Regions from separate parts of the Homo sapiens genome. Here region 2 is linked to region 1. Evidence: read pairs that join two places in POLR2A ChIA-PET (ENCODE). Cell type or tissue: MCF 10A. All regions are shown on one strand. Each heading gives the region's core, and the rest is flanking DNA. Links, peaks and the distances in the headings are about the cores only. Region 1 has its middle 5.9 kb from the start of MELK. Region 2 has its middle 120 kb from the start of MELK.

Evidence for each region. ChIA-PET counts read pairs that join two places held together with the same protein. Peaks named below come from ENCODE experiments on the same cell type or tissue, not always from the same donor. Only the 100,000 strongest peaks of a DNase experiment are listed, where the experiment ranks them.
Region 2: POLR2A ChIA-PET joins it to region 1 with 8 read pairs; 2 of 35 experiments call an interaction of 5 or more read pairs at or near these places.

Annotation. Positions count from the first base shown.
Region 1 is chr9:36,564,341-36,569,719 of GRCh38, forward strand. No RefSeq gene overlaps it. Among named protein-coding and RNA genes, the nearest start is that of MELK, 5.9 kb to the right of the region's middle. In MCF 10A, for the core only: no CTCF peak of the experiment used is centred there; a DNase peak (open chromatin) is centred at 2,591.
Region 2 is chr9:36,692,030-36,697,408 of GRCh38, forward strand. No RefSeq gene overlaps it. Among named protein-coding and RNA genes, the nearest start is that of MELK, 120 kb to the left of the region's middle. In MCF 10A, for the core only: no CTCF peak of the experiment used is centred there; no DNase peak of the experiment used is centred there.

The DNA.
Region 1 (5,379 bases), core at 310-5,309:
CCTCAGCCTCCCGAGTAGCTGGGATTACTGGTGCCCACCACGAGGCCTGGCTAGTTTTGTTTTTTTTTTTTAGTAGAGATTGGGGGTTTTACCATGTTGGCCAGGCTGGTCTCGAACTCCTGACCTCAGGTGATCCACCCACCTCAGCCTCCCAAAGTGCTGGGATTATAGACATGAGCCACCAAGCCTGTCCTAAAACTTTTTTTTTTTTGTGGTCTTCCTCTGTTGCCCAGGCTAGAGTGTGGAGGTGCCATCTCGGCTCACTGCAACCTCCAACCTCCTGGGTTCAAGCAATTCTCATGCCTCAGCCTCCTGAGTAGCTGGGATGACAAGCGTGTGCCACCATGCCTGGCTAATTTTTTGTATTTTAGTAGAGAAAGTGTTTCACCATATTGCCCAGGCTGGTCTTGAACTCCTGAGCTCAGGCAGTCCACCCGCCTTCGCCTCCCAAAGTGCTAGGATTACAGGCGTGAGCCACCACACCTGGCCGGTACCTTAAACTTTAATTATTCTAACTCCTATATTTAATTCAGCGAACACTAAGAACTGCAGTGGAAAAAGCCTTGGCTTTGGATCCCTGGCTCTGCTTCTTACTAGATACCTAACCATCTTTTATTTTTATTTATTTTTTACTTTAATTTAGAGATGGGGGGCTGGGCACAGTGGCTCATGCCTGCGATCCCAGCACTTTGGGAGGCCGAGGTGGGAGGATCACCTGAGGATGGGAGTTCGAGACCAGCCTGACCAACATGGAGAAACCCCGTCTCTACTAAAAATACAAAATTAGCCAGGCGTGGTGGCACATGCCTGTAATCCCAGCTACTAGGGAGGCTGAGGCAGGAGAATCTCTTGAACCTGGTAGGCAGAGGTTACAGTGAGCTGAGATCATGCCATTGCACTCCAGCCTGGGCAACAAGAGTGAAACTCCATCTCAAAAAAGAAAAAAAAAAAAATTAGAGGTGGGGTCTTGCTCTGTCTGTCACCTGGGCTATGGTGCAGTGGCATGATCTTAGCTCACTGCAGCCTTGAACTCCTGGGCTCAAGTAATGCTTCCACCTCAGTCTCCTGAATAGCTGGGACCACAGGTGTACACCACCATATCTGGCTAATACCTCATGTCCTTCGGCCTTAGTTTCCTCATCTGTAAAATGGGAATAGAAATAATTATTTTACAGGATTAGAAATAATGTATTTACAACCCTGTAATCTAGTGTCTAGCAGAGAAGGAAACTTAAGAAATAAATCATTGTTTATTATAGTAATGTTAAGATTCTGTGGTGGGTACTAAGGGATAAACAGAGTTAAGATTCCTGAAATGTTTTGTTACTTTTTTTTTTTTTTTCTGAGACAGTATCTTGCTCTGTTGCTCAGGCTGGAGTGCACTGGTGCCATTTCAGCTTACTGTAACCTCTGCCTCCCAGGCTCAAGCGATTCCCCTACCTCAGCCTCCCAAGTAGCTGGGACTACACTATACCTTGCTTACTTTTTATTTTCATATAATTTTTTTTTTTTGAGGTGGAGTCTTGCTCTGTTGCCCAGGCTGGAATGCAGTGGCTCTCCGCCTCCCCAGTTCAAGCAATTCTCCCGCCTCTGCCTCCCCAGTAGTTGGGATTACAGTCACACATGCCACCACGCCCGGCTAAGTTTTTTTTTTTTTTTGAGATGGAGTCTCGCTCTGTTGCCCAGGCTGGAGTACAGTGGCGCGGTCTCAGCTCACTGCAAGCTCTGCCTCCCAGGTTCATGACATTCTCCTGCCTCAGCTTCCTGAGTAGCTAGGACTACAGGCACCCACTACCACGCCCGGCTAATTTTTTGTATTTTTAGTAGAGACGGGGTTTCACCGTGTTAGCCAGGATGGTCTTGATCTCCTGACCTCGTGATCAGCCCATCTCGGCCTCCCAAAGTGCTGGGATTACAGGGGATTACAGGCGTGAACCATCTCGCCCAGTCTTGATTTTTTTTTTTTCTTTTTTTGAGACAGAGTTTTGCTCTGTCACCAGGCTAGAGTGCAGTGACACGATCTCGGCTCACTGAAACCTCCGCCTCCTGGGTTCAAGCAATTCTCGTGTCTCAGCCTCCCGAGTAGCTGGGACTACAGGCGTGTGCCGCCACATCCAGCTAATTTTTGTATTTTTAGTAGAGATGGGGTTTCACTATGTTGGTCAAGGTGGTCATGAACTCCTGACCTCTGGTGATCCACCCACCTCGGCCTCCCAAAGTGTTGAGATTAACAGGCGTGAGCCACCACTCCCAGCCCGGACTTTCTCTTATATAACCACCTAACAACAGTTCAGTTATCATAATTACAAAATTTAACAAATTCCTGAAGTAGTTTCTGAATTCAAATCCCTAAAGTATTTGTAATAGCTTTTTAAAACTATTTCCTTTTCTAGCAGGACTGTGACCAAAACCCTAATTTTCTATGGCTTCCCACTTGCCCTTGGATTGGATGTAAAATCTGTGCATGGCTTGTTGCCCGAGGCTGGCTAACCTGCAGGCCCACAGAAGGCAAAGGGCTTTGCACTGAGAGGCGCCTTCAGAGACTGGACGCCAGCCTTTTTCTCCCGTTCCACTGATGACTCAGCCACACATGGCACTGAGACTCGTGGCATTCACTCTGCCAACAGAGAAGCACAGCTCTCACCCTGCTTTGGCAGGCCTGGCACACTCCTATGGTGGCCCAGCGTCTGCTCTGGCTTTCTCTGAAATGTAAATCCATTCTTTTCCTGGTCAGCACACCTCCCAGCTCTAGCCTGGCACACAAGGCTCTCTCACTGGGTCCCCTGCTTACCAGCTCTTCCTCTCCTGCCTTTTTCCATCCTGTGCTCCACCCAACTGGCCTTTCTCCACGGTGACTTGTGTTTTCTCGCCCCCTGCTTCTGCACACATATTTTCCCCTGCCTGGGGAATGCTCTTCTTCCCCCGTTGGATTTTTCTATTATTTTCAAGGCCTGGCTCCAGTAGAAAATATTTCAATCACTTCCCTCTGAGCTGGAAACAAGATAGCTACCTGCACTTGTATTTAGCACTTCTATGGGGTCCTTCATTAGTGTTAGCCAACTGTAGTATGGGCCTGTCTATGGGTCTGGTTCCTCTGTCTGTGAGCTCCCTTGGGCAGAAACCATGTCTCATTTCTTCATTTCTCTGGTATTGCCCTGAACAGGGCCTGGCACAGGGTAGACATGGGTGACTGATGAAAGAATGAATAGCACAAATTACCCTGTGAGAGAGGGGCAGGCTTTTGAGTATAGAGATGATGCATGGATGTAGCACATAAATCATTTAAAAGACTGTTGTGGGTTTTATTATTGCTGCTAATGGTGTTATTCTTGGTAGAGATGTTACATTCGGCCAGGTGCTGTGGCACACTGTAATCCCAGCACTTTGGGAGGCCGAGGTGGGTGGATCACCTGAGGTCAGGAGTTCAAAACAAGCCTCGCTAACATGGTGAAACCTCATCTCTACTAAGAATACAAAAAATTAGCCGGGCGTGGTGGTGCGTGCCTGTAGTCCCAGCTACTTGGGAGGCTGAGGCAGGTAAATCGCTTAAACCCAGGTGGTGGAGGTTGCAGTGAGCCAACATTGTGCCACTGCACTCCAGCCTGGGTGACACAGTGAGACTCCATCTCAAAAACAAAACAAAACAAAACAAAAAAAACAAAGAGATGTTAAGAAGTTACATCCCGGCCAGGCATGGTGGCTCATGCCTGTAATCCCAGCACTTTGGGAGGCTGAGATGGGCAGATCACGAGGTCAGAAGTTCTAGACCAGCCTGGCCAATATGGTGAAACCCTATCCCTACTAAAAATACAAAAATTAGCCGCATGGTGGCGCACGCCTTTAGTCCCACCTACTTGGGAGGCTGAGGCAGAAGAATCACTTGAACTGGGGAGGCGGACGTTGCAGTGAGCCCACAGCACTCCAGCCTGGGTGACAGAGCAAGACTCCATCTCGAAAAAAGGAAAAAAAAAAAAAAAAGGATGTTACATCCCAAATGGCCTGACCTACCCAGTCAGGCCATTTTTTTTTTTCTTTTGAGATGGAGTTTTGCTCTTTTTGTCCAGGCTGGAGTGCAATGGCGCGATCTTGGGTCACCGCAACTTCTGCCTCCTGGGTTCAAGTGATTCTCCTGCCTCAGCTTCCCAAGTAGCTAGGATTACAGGCATGCGCCACCATGCCTGGCTAATTTTGTATTTTTAGTAGAGATGGGGTTTCACCGTGTTGGTCAGGCTGGTCTTGACGCCTAACCTCGTGATCCGCCCACCTCTGTCTCCCAAAGTGCTGGGATTACAGGCGTGAGCCTGCACAGCGGACCAGAGATCTTGATGCTCTTCTTGTAACTGTTTTAGGGTACCATGAACTATACCCGTAATTAGACTGCAAACTTAATTGATAAATATTGTGTGTGTTCTGACTGCTTCACTGGCTGATTGTTCCCCGTCTCTTTCCCTCTCCTCAGGCGTTCCTATTCCCTGAGACACAACAATGTTGAAATTAAGCCAATTAATAACCCTACAATGGCCTCTAAGTGTTCAAGTGAAAGGAAGAGTCACACATCTGTCACTTGAAATAAAAATCTAGAAATGATTAAGCTTAGTGAGGAAGGCATGTCCAAAGCTGATAGGCTGAAAGGGAGGCCTCTTGTGCCAAATAATTAGCCAAATTGTGAATGCAAAGGAAAAGTTCTTGAAGAAAATTAAAAGTGCTACTCCACTGAACACATGAGTGATAAGAATGCGAAACAGCCTTACTGCTGATAGATAGTAGTCTGGATAGAAGATCAAACCAGACACAAAATTCCTTGAGCCAAAGCCTAATCCAAAGCAAGGCCACAATTCTCCTCAATTCTGTGAAGGCTAGGAGAGGTGAGGAAACTGCAGAAGAAAATTTGGAAGCTAGCAGAGGTCGGTTCATGAGATTTAAGGTAAGAAGCTGTAGGCTGGGTGCAGTGGCTCACGCCTGTACTCCCAGCACTTTGGGAGGCCGAGGCGGGCAGATCAACTGAGGTCAGGAGTTTGAGACCAGCCCAACCAACATGGAGAAACATCGTCTCTACTAAAAATACAAAATTAGCTGGGCGTGGTGGTGCATGCCTGTAATCCCAGCTACTTGGGAGGCTGAGGCAGGAGAATCACTTGAACCTGGGAGGGCGAGTTTGCGGCGAGTTTGCGGCGAGCCGAGATGGCGCCATTGCACTCCAGCCTGGGCAACAAGAGCGAAACTCCGTCTCAAAAAAAGAAAAAAAGTTGTCTCTGTAATATAAACGTGCGCAGTGAAGCAGCAAGTGCGGATGTAGAAGCTGCAGCAAGTTATACAGAAGATTTGGCTAAGATCATTGATGCAGGTGGCTCCACTGAATAACAAATTTTCAATGTAGAG
Region 2 (5,379 bases), core at 193-5,192, 130 kb after region 1:
TATTAAGGTGGGCTAAATGGCAACCTTGATTCCATCTGCAACTTTAATTCTCCTTTGACATGTAACATATTACATCTGTAGATTCCACGAATTAGGATGTTGTGTGTGTGTAGGGGGTCACATTGTTCTGATTATTACAATGGCCAGTTGCGTTTTGACAAAGATGCCACGACAAGTCAATAGGGAAAGAATAGTCTTTTCAATAAATGGTGCTAGAACGACTAGATATACACATGTAAAAAAAATGAAGTTGGATTCCCTACCTCATACCACATATAAAAACTCAAAATGGATCAGGGACCTAAATGTAAGAACTAAAATGATAAAAATTCTTAGAAGAAAATGTAGGAGTAAATGTGACCTTGGGTTAGGCAATAGTTCCTTAGATATGCTACCAAAAGCACAAGCAACAAAAGAAAAAAGTTACATATTGGACTTCACCAAAATTAAAAAGACTTTTTGCTTCAAAGGACACCATCAAGAAAGTGAAAAGACAACCTACAGAATGGGAGAAAATATTTGCGAGAACTCGTATCCATTTGCAAAAAGACTTGTATCCAAAATATAAAAGAATTCTTAAAACTCAACAATAAGAAAACCCAATTTAAAAATGGGCAAAAGGTCTGAACAGATGCCTCACCAAAGAAGATATACAGATGGCAAATAAACATATGACAAGATGAAACATCATTTGTCATTAGAGAATTTTAAATGAAGAGATACCACTACACACCGATTAGAATGGCTAAAATACATACACACACACACACACACACACCAAACAAATACCAAATGCTGACAAGAATGTGGAGAAGCAGGAACTCTCTTTCACTGCTAGCAGAAACACCAACTGTTATATCCACTTTGGAAGACAGTTTGACAGTTTCTTACAAAATTAAACATAATCTTACCATATAACCCAGTAATTAAGCTCCTAGGTCTTTACTCAATTGGTTTGAAAATTTAAGTCCACTCAAAAACCTGCATATGAATGCTTAGAGTGGCAATTTATAATTGCTAAAAATTGGAAGCAACCAAATGTCCTTCAATAGGTGAATGGATAAACAAATTGTACATTTATACAAAGGAAAATTATTCAGCAGTAAAAAGAAATGGGCTATCAAGCCATAAAAAGACACAGAGTAAACTTAAATGTATATTTCTAAGTGAAAGAAATCAGTCTGAAAATACTACCTACTGAATGATTCCAATTATTTGACATTATGAAAAAGGCAAAACTATATAAAGACATTAAAAAGATTCGTGGTTGGCCCAGTGCAGTGGCTCATGCCTGTAATCCCAGCATTTAGGGAGGCTGAGGCAGGTGGATCATTTGAGGTCAGGAGTTTGAGACCAGCCTGGCCAACATGGTGAAACTCCGTCTCTACTAAAAATACAAAACTTAGCTGGGCTTGGTGGCAGACACCTGTAATTGCAGCTACTCAGGAGGCTGAGGCAGGAGAATTGCTTGAACCCATGAAGCGGAGGTTACAGTGAGCCTAGATTGTACCATTGCACTCCAGCCTGAGTAACAGACTGAGACTCTGTCTCAAAAAAAAAAAAAAAAAAAAAAAAAAAAAGATTTGTTGTTGCCAATGGTAGTAGGGGGGCAGGGGGAGGGTGTTGAATAGGTGATAGGTGAAGCATAGAGGATTTTTAGATGGTAAAACTATTTCCTATGATACTATAATGGTGGATGCATGACAATTGTTCACAATTGGATGGTGAATACTTGCAAGGTGAATTCTTTCACCGTGTTGGCAAAGCTGGTCTGGAACTCCTGACCTCAGGTGATTCACCTGCCTTTGCCTCCCAAACTGCTGGGATTATGGGCATGAGCCACTCCACCTGGCCTCCTTCTCCTTTTCCTTCTTCTCCTCCTCCTCCTCCTCCCGCTCTCCGTCCTTCTCCTACCCCTCTCCTTCCTCCTCCTCCTCCTTTTCTTATCCTTCTCCTTCTCCTCCTCCTCCTCCTTTCTCCTCCTTCTCCTCCTCCTCCTCCTTTGAGATGGGGTCTTGCTATGTTGCCCCATGATTAGCTATTTGACCCAATACCATTTATTGAATATTAATTTAATTTCTTCCTCCTCCTCCTCCTCCTCCTCCTCTGAGATAGGGTCTTGCTATATTGCCAAGGCAGATCTTGCACTCCTGGGCTCAAGTGATCCTCTTGCCTCAGCCTTTCAAATAGCTGGGACTACAGGTGCATGTCACGGCACCCAGCTTATTCATTCTTGGCTCACTTCTAACTTCATTTAGCTCATTTATCCAGTCAACATTCATTAAATTTGAACTTCATACTTGTTGCTAGGTGGTATATGGAAAAGTAAATATGTATTATCCTGCCATCAAGTTGCTTAGGGCCTTAGTGAAAAGCACACCGGGTGCCACCAAGATGCATACAAGTTTACACATAAGATTTTTTGGTGGGTCCTTTCTACACAATTTTCTCTGTAAGCCACCTGTTTCTCATAGCATATGAGAGAAAGGTCTGGCATATGACCTCTTATTCCTACTGTGAGGCACAGTAGAATTCTCGAAGACCAGCTGTGGTGTTGAATCACTGCCTATGAGGCTGTGCACATTAGTGGGAAAAGCACTAGATTTTGGAACTCAGGCACTTGGACTCCAGACCTGGAACACCTTGGGTAAGGCACTGCTTATTTGCAGGTTTGTTTCTGTACACGTGCAAACACACACACACCTAATTTAGGGTTCCTGATAGCTGACATCACAAATGACATCAGGGCTTGATGTGTAATTTGGAAAGGTGGAGAGTTTACCTATGTAACAAACCTGCACAGGTACCCCTGACCCTAAAATAAAAGTTAAAAAAAAGTTTCAGCAAGGTAAATAGCTCCAGCGGGGTAGCTACAAATAGTTCCCTGTGTGATGTAAAAATACTCAAAATACACATTCCTTCCCAAGATGCTCTGGCCTGAACAGCACATCTCTTCTACATTGAGGTGTCCATTCTGCTCACCTGCTTGGTGTCCTAAATTCTCACCCTCATTTGGACAATCTCTCTGGAAAACTTCAGTCATTCCCTTGATGGAGAAGAAGAACTTCATAGAAGCATAATCCAAATGGTCAAACATACAGTGTATAGCAAAAGATGTAATTTTAGGCTGGGTGTGGTGGCTTACGCCTATAATGCCAGCACTTTGGGAGGCTGAGGCCGGTGGATCACCTGAGGTCAGGAGTTCGAGACCAGCCTGACCAAAATGGCGAAACCTACTAAAAACACAAAAATTAGCCAGGCGTGATGGCAGGTGCTTATAATCCCATCCACTCGGGAGGCTGAGGCAGGAGAATAGCTTGAACCCAGGGGGCAGAGGTTGCAGTGAGCCAAGATGGCGCCATTGCACTCCAGCCTGGGTGACAAGAGTGAAACTCCATCTCAAAAAAAAAAAAAAAAAAGAAAGATGTAATTTCATAGGAGACTTTCAAAGAAGTTTGGTGGGCCAGGCATGCTAGCTCACACCTGTAATCCCAGCCCTTTGGGAGGCCAAGGCAGGCAGATCACTTGAGCCCAGGAGTTCGAGACCACAGTGACCAACGTGGCGAAATCCCATCTCTATAAAAAAATACAAGAATTAGCCGGACATGGTGGCGTGTCCCTGTAATCCCTGCTACTCAGGAGCCTGAGGTGGGAGGATCACCTCAGCCTGATGAGGTCAAGGCTGCAGTGAGCCGTGATTGTGCCACTGCACTCCAGCCTGGGTGACAGAGGAGATCCTGTCTCAAAAAAGAAAAGAAAAAGTTTGATGGCTAACAGGAAACTTCTCACATTTGTCCTGAATGACATAAACCAGAGGCCAAAGGTGAGAGTGGTGTACTTCAGTATTTCAGTGTTAGAGGTGCTAAAAAGAGCTTTGGGGAAGGGGCCATCTCTCAGCATTTAATATTTTTATTTAATTTTTGCATTTTAATGTATGCTTAATGTTAAATTTGATTTTGTTTTGGGCTAGATAATAGAATTAGAAAGCATTGATTTGCAGAATTTCAGAGCCCAAGGGGCCCTTTAGATCAAAGTCTACTTCCCTTCTCCTCACCCCTTCTCCTGTCCCTGCCATGTCCTTAACTAAGAGGAGGATCTTTTTTTAGAGAGAGAGAGATGAAAAGAAATCACAGGGGACAAGTCCAGGGTGACAAGATCCACCATCCATCACAGCTCCTAACTACAAACAGTTGGAGCCTTTCTCTTTACTCTGTGAGTTTTTTTTAATTAACCTTTTTTCATTTTTCCTACTTTAGAATTTCACATTATAGTCCTTTGTTCATTCTCCTCTTTTCTCTTGATAATGAAAATGGATATAATATGAACTTAAACTCACTTGCCCTGGGTCATTGCCAGTGCTTAATAAAAGTGTATTAGTATTTGTAGTAATGATAATAACCCACAGATAATGATGTCGCTAAAGACCAAAGGGTCCCCTTGCATGAGAAGCCCCCCCTTCTAGTCGCCTTGCTTTGCCGGATTTAACGGAGACCTTGACTGCTTCTGATAGTCATTGTCCCTTCTAAATTATCAAGGTTTCATGAAGACAAGCATTCTTCACTTAAGGGTTTTCCAGACTGTCTGATGTGCTGGGCTCTGTATAACCTTGTTCCTATGTCATCATATGTCATGCTGCCTCTTGGAAATTGTTCCCTGATGTTTGCGAAAATGAACTACTTACAGAAATTCCCTTTGTACACACACACACACACACACACACACACACACACCACTATTGGAAATGGTTACAGTCAGATAAGTGGGTCAGGGTTGTGAGGGGATTTGAAGCTGTGTTGTGAGGAGTGGTGAAAATAGTGGAGGTGGCCAGGCTTTGCAGGGAGAGACTGAGGAGGAGATGGGACAGGCGTCTTCAAAAATAGGAAGATGTGTGCAAGAGGAATTTGGCCTCTTCTGGGTAGACCCATATAGTATTAAAAAGACCAAATGCATGGGTATAATAAGTCTAGTTTGGCTCGATAGAAGGCAGACTTTCTTTTTAGCTGTCTGGGAAGGAAAGATGCTTGCCCTGGAAGTGGCAAGTTCTCCGTCCCTGGAGTGCTCACGCAGAAGCATCAGAGTCCCTCCACTGGGACTGCTGAGGAGGGGTTATAAGGATTAGGTGGTGTTGGAACTAAATTACTTGGGGTCACCTTCAAACCCTGAGAGGCAATAATTCTATGAGGTCCTTGACTTGAGAATCTAGGACCTGGATTTTAGGTTGTAGAGTGGAAGGAGTTTCTTGATAGAAAGTTCAAGCGTAGGATCAGGCTTTAGGAAGGAGAAATTAAGCCCTGACCAATGGCTCAGCATCTCCCGTGGCCCTATTCCAATATATGACTAGGTCTAAGCCTTAGGCAAACTGCAGCTAGACCCAGCCTT